2 separate regions of the Homo sapiens genome follow, and region 1 is linked to region 2. A link is an interaction called in ENCODE POLR2A ChIA-PET data of the cell type or tissue named here. Cell type or tissue: B cell. All regions are shown on one strand. Each heading gives the region's core, and the rest is flanking DNA. Links, peaks and the distances in the headings are about the cores only. Region 1 overlaps ZBTB5 (zinc finger and BTB domain containing 5). Region 2 overlaps ZCCHC7 (zinc finger CCHC-type containing 7).

What was found. Peaks named below come from ENCODE experiments on the same cell type or tissue, not always from the same donor. Only the 100,000 strongest peaks of a DNase experiment are listed, where the experiment ranks them.
Region 1: POLR2A ChIA-PET joins it to region 2 with 14 read pairs; 4 of 35 experiments call an interaction of 5 or more read pairs at or near these places.

The regions. Positions count from the first base shown.
Region 1 is chr9:37,459,381-37,462,299 of GRCh38, reverse strand. All of the region lies in intron 1 of ZBTB5 (zinc finger and BTB domain containing 5), which reads left to right. Among named protein-coding and RNA genes, the nearest start is that of ZBTB5, 4.6 kb to the left of the region's middle. In B cell, for the core only: no CTCF peak of the experiment used is centred there; no DNase peak of the experiment used is centred there.
Region 2 is chr9:37,336,071-37,338,989 of GRCh38, reverse strand. The region is part of intron 6 of ZCCHC7 (zinc finger CCHC-type containing 7); the gene reads right to left. Among named protein-coding and RNA genes, the nearest start is that of LINC01627, 57 kb to the left of the region's middle. In B cell, for the core only: no CTCF peak of the experiment used is centred there; DNase peaks (open chromatin) are centred at 501, 1,389 and 2,689; H3K4me3 peaks cover 876 bases; H3K27ac peaks cover 2,347 bases.

The DNA.
Region 1 (2,919 bases), core at 324-2,823, 120 kb before region 2:
ATCATAGTAGTCATTGGCAGACAGTTTTCCTTCCTTGAAGACAGGATACCATAAGTAAGCATTATGCCATAGCTTAATTGGCAGTTTTTTTCCTAGTGTTACATGAAATAATGCATTTTATAATCACAGACATCTTAGATTTAATGAAATTTGGTAAAATTAATAGAATTTTAGCTCAGGTGGCACACACCTGTAGTCCCAACTACTTGGGAGTCTGAGGCAGGAGGATCACTTGAGTTCAAACCAGCCCAGGCAACATAGTAAAATCCTGGCTGCCTATCCCCCATAAAGAGACTTTTGTACCCAACTAATTCCTTGTAATTGTAACCAATAAATTTTCCTAATTCGTTTTCCTGCTCTGGAAAATGTTTGTTACTGAAAAGAAGCCTATCGAGCGTGATATTTTTCCTTATGTAAATGGAAATTAACAAATAAAATGTTCATTTTACAAATTTTAAAGGATGATTAAGTGATAGGTCTACTTTTTGGAAATTATACTTGGTAATCTGTTACTTTGTATGGTAACAGGTTTACAAATGCCTTTATTCCTAATTTACTTTTTTTTTTGAGACAGGGTCTCACTCTGTCACCCAGGCTTGAGTGCAATGGCATAATCTGATCTCGGGTCACTGCAACCTCCGCCTCCTGGGTTCAAATGATTCTTGTGTCTCAGCCTCCTGAGTAGCTGGGACTACAGCTCGTGCCACCATGCCCGACTAATTTTTGTACTTTTTGGTAGAGACAGGGTTTCGCCATGTTGGCCAGGCTGGTCTTGAACTCCTGACCTCAGGTGATCCGACTGCCTTGGCCTCCCAAAGTGCGTGATTACAGGCATGAGAGCCACTGCACCTGGCTGATTGCCATTTTCTTAAGTTTAAAATGTTTAGGGTGAGTTGCTCCCCTTTTTTTCTATGCATGATATTGTTGACATGGTATAATTAATTTTTCAGTACATCTTAGTCAATTATAATTTAAAATCCACTCAACCATCTTCCTCTAAAAATACAAGGCTTTCACCTTTATAGTCCTTATGGTTTAGTCTTTTTTGCGAAGAGGATTTGAGGAAGGAAGACCAGGAAAACAAAATCCAGTGTTTGGGCATTTGGTTGTGGGAGGAGCCCAGAAATGCTACAAAAATCTAAACACATTTAAGTTACTTAGATTGTACTTATTTTGAATAGATGATCAAAAGCAACTCTGCAGGTCAAGTGAAGGTCACTTGCTGAGCATTATTGATTTGATAAATGATTGAGAAGTGAAGGCATATACTGCTTTGAAAGTAAACTAGGTGTAAGAAATGGATTAAGTCCATGTTCATCTTCTCTGTTGGAAAGGCACCATAATAATAGTGTCTCCAAAGCTTTGTCATAGTTTTCATCTTGATAAAAGTTTAGTTTTTTTTTTTCTTTCTACTTTGTTCTGTTTTGCTTTTGAGATAGGGTCTTGCTCTGTCACCTGGGCTGGAGTGTAGTGGGATGGTCATAACTCACTGCAGCCCCAAACTCCTGGGCTCAAGCAACCCTCCCCCACCCAGCCTCCCAAGTAGCTGGGACTACAGGCATGCACCACCACGCCCAGCTAATTTTTGTATTTTTTGTGGAGGTGGGGGTCTCCCTATGTTTTCCAGGCTGGTCTTAGACTCCTGGACTCAAGCATTTCTCCCACCTTGGCCTCCCAACATGTTGAGATTATAGGCGTGAGCCACCATGCCCAGCACCCAGCTAATTAAAAAAAAATTTTTTTGTAGAGAAAAGGTTTTGCTATGTTAACCAAGCAGGTCTCAAATGAGCCTCCCGCTTCAGCCTCCCAAAGTACTGGGATTACAGGTGTGAGCCCCGCATCTGGCCTAATTTTTTTGGGGGGGGAGTGTTCACTCTTATTGCCCAGGCTGGATCCAGCGCAATGGCGCGATCTTGGCTCACTGCAACCTCCACCTCCCGGGTTCAAGCGATTCTCCTGCCTCAGCCCCCGAGTAGCTGGGATTACAGGCATGCACCACCATGCCCGGCTAATTTTTTATTTTTGGCAGAGACAGGGTTTCTCCATGTTGGTCAGGCTAGTTTCGAACTTCCGACCTCAGTTGATCCACCCGCCTCGGCCTCCCAAAGTGCTGGGATTACAGGCGTGAGCCACTGTGCCTAGCTGGACTAATTTTTTTCATTAAGAAAGAAGTTTCTTGGCCAGGCCCAGCATTTTGGGAGGCTGAGGTAGGCAGATCACAAGGTCAGTAGCTTGAGACTAGCCTGGCTAATATGATGAAACCCAGTCTTTACTAAAAATTAAAAAAAATGGCCTGGCGCAGTGGCTCACGCCTGTAATCCCAGCACTTTGGGAGGCCGAGACGGACAGATCATGAGGTCAGGAGATCGAGACCATCCTGACTAACAAGGTGAAACCCCGTCTCTACTAAAAATACAAAAAATTAGCCAGGTGTGGTGGCGGGCGCCCGTAGTCCCAGCTACTTGGGAGGCTAAGGCAGGAGAATGGCATGAACCCGGGAGGCAGAGCTTGCAGTGAGCCGAGATCGCACCACTGCACTCCAGCCTGGGCAACAGAGCAAGACTCATTTCAAAAAAAAAAAAAAAAATTAGCTGGGCATGGTGGTGCACGCCTGTAATCCCAGCTATTCGGGAGGCTGAGGCAGGAGGATTGCTTGAACTGGAGGTTGCAGTGAGCTGAGATTGTGCCACTGCACTCCAGCCTGGGTAACAGAGTGAGACTCTGCCTGAAAAAAAAAAAAAAGTTTCTTGATCTGTCAGGGGTAAAAGACATGTTTAAAAGTTGTTTATGCTACACATCAGTTGGGATTGGAAAGAAAAGAAAACTTTTTTTTTTTTTTGAGATAGAGTTTTGCTCTTGTTGCCCAGACTGGAGTACAGTGGTGCGATCTTGGCTCACTGCAACCTCTGCCTCCCAGGT
Region 2 (2,919 bases), core at 332-2,831:
GCAGATTTTTGAAACATGTATTATGTACACAACAGACCGGAACGTCTCCTTTGGAGCATTTTCTAGTCTATCGGGTGATTACATCATTAAGCCACACATGCTACGTAGAAAAAATCCTTATGAAAATTCATGAAAAAATGTACAGCACATCATTAGCATGCAACAGACATGTATGCTTTTGATATTTTCTCTGTTTAAAAAGAAAACAAAAAACAACTACATGAAGTAATTAGTCGAGGTCGTGAAAACATGGGAAAGGTACCCAGATACTGGTAAAAATAGTGAAAATAAAAATAGTAAAAAAATGCATCTCTCATGGTTTACCTGAGAGTAATTTGCCATATTGGAAAAAAGATTCTTAAAGAGTGTTCATTTGAACTGCAGAATAACGTGTGTTGCTTTAGTTATTTGATATTTCCTGTATCTCTGTAACTTCCTCCCTACTTCTCTTTTGGATACACTGAAATTTTATAAACCAATGGGTTGAAAAGCTGCGAATGACCAATCACTCAAGGTCTTGCACTACTTTATGTTTGTATACTTATGTCTTCATTTTATGTAGTCAAGAGTATAAGGGATTACATCATTGTATCTTTTTCAGTAAATCGAAAACTACATTAAAGTAATGTAAATAGATATAAATTATTGGTATAACTTCCAATAGTGAAAGGGTTATATATTCACAACATTAACCACTATGCAAAATCTAAAATATATCTGAAAACTAAAAAGAAGCACGAGTTTTATAAAAATGAGCTATTAAGCTTATTAATTTATAACCTTTCTTTTTGTAAACAGGACACTCCCCCTATCAAAACAACTCCAACAACAGAAAGAAAACCTCAGTAAGCAGAGAACAATGAACACACGCAACACAGTAAGGATCAGAGTAATTCACTTCCTGAATGCTCCAAATCTTCATGGCTTAAAAAGCATCCCAATTTTCTCTAAAGGTAGTAGCATTTATTCATTGGGCCATAGCTAATTTTACATGGAATGCAAAAATGTTAGTTTAAGTTTAATATACCACCCTATTTAAATATTTCCAATGTAGCTCTCAAACTGCAGAGCTATCCCTCCGTCTATTTTAATTTTAAAGTAAGTTAGCAAAGGCTTCCTTCTTAATCCCCAGAGACTACCTACATAGTGACACAAACGCACAAATTTATGACAGCAACATAAATGCTCTTCTGAAGTAATGTGCAACATTAAGTGAAAATCGTTTCCTGGAAAGATATTATAGGTATCTATATTTTATTTGCCATCTTAAACATATCTGAGTCTTTATGGCCTTATTTTAAAAATGTATTTCCTTTTTATATTTCCTGGTGCAAATGGACTGCATAAATAAGCAATGTGCTATGAGGCTTCAGACCAGCCGATAAAACCTTTCAATTTTCATGCCAGCTTCTTCTTTTGTAATTCAAATCCGCCTGGAAACTGGCAGCTCTGAAAACTGAAACAAGCACTGCCACAAATACCTTGTAATGCTATCGACCTTGTCTGCCCATGCAGTGAGAAAGGGGGATGCGTATGTGTCTGCAGCCATCCAGATAACACAACTCATTTTTTTTGGGGGGGGGGGGGGTGGGTGGGTAGGGTGGGGTGGGATAACAGAAGCCAGCCCCAGACTGTGCACCAAAAGCAGTCATTACCAGGCGAGCTGGAGAATAAGTCTCTTCAAAATACACAGTGCATTTAAAAACCATATATGAGGCTGAGCCACTGCTGTCATTACCAATTTTAATTTAGCTCCTTCAGTTTGCCAGCCAGATAAACTCTTTAGTGCTGTTTTTTAATCTATTTGCCACATTTTATGTTTAAGATTATAGTAATATGGACAGAAGAAGGAATCACTTTTAGGGGAAATAAAGAAATAGATCCGCTTATCGGCACCCATCAGAAAGTTCATTAATCAGCCAGGCTTTGTGCCCTCTAAATTGAAAGGTTAAATAATCCTCTCAGGAATATTTCTCGGCCCCTCCGCCAATTGTCCGGAGAGGAGCTGCCATTCATAGCATGCGGGATCGGTGACAGGGTATCTTACCACTGTTTGGACCCCAAACAATGATGGACAAATGGCTTGGTTTACAAAGAAACCATTTAGTACATGGATGGAGAAGGACCACAAGCTTTGATGCAGGATAGAGGGATGAAGGCATGGAGACAGGATGTAGGGGGAAGGGACAGAAAAGAACACATAAATGTGTAAATCCATGGACATTTTATCTGAATGTTTATTGGGCTAGACTATAAAACACAGAAATCACACTAATATACATCTTCCAACCATACAAAATGCTTAACATATTCAAATCTGCTACTATATTTTGCATGTGATTGTACATGAACCCCAATAAAAAAATTATAAAAGAATAGAACCATAGCTCTATTACGTTTATTAGCTAATACATGGGGGATCCAAATAAACCCCAAGATTTTCATTTTTACCATAACTCCACATGACTTACAACACATGGCCCTCCCACCACCTGCCATCCCAACTCTGCTTATTCCACTGTAATACTCTTAACCATCGATCACAAAGGCAGGGAATTCCACAGCTGCAAGGACCTGTTAGAAGGGGGAAGTAATGTTCTTTTGCTTTTACAATATGTTCCATCTGAGCCTTTGCTTGTCTTAAAACAAGGAACAAACATGAAATAGGAATGCTCTTTGAAAGAATACAAACTGCATGTACTGATAAAGTGCTTAAGTTTGAGTTGCCTTTTTCGCTGGACGTATCTGAGAATACAGCTGGAAGTCTGCAGAACTGACCCAGCTCTTATACCACTACATTTTGCTATGAAATCAGGCTGGTTTTTGGTGTTAATCATGTGAAGGCATAAAGTAGTTTTACCTAAAGTGCAAAAAACTGCTATGCTATTTTGTTTCATTTCTTATCTGATTAACATAAGC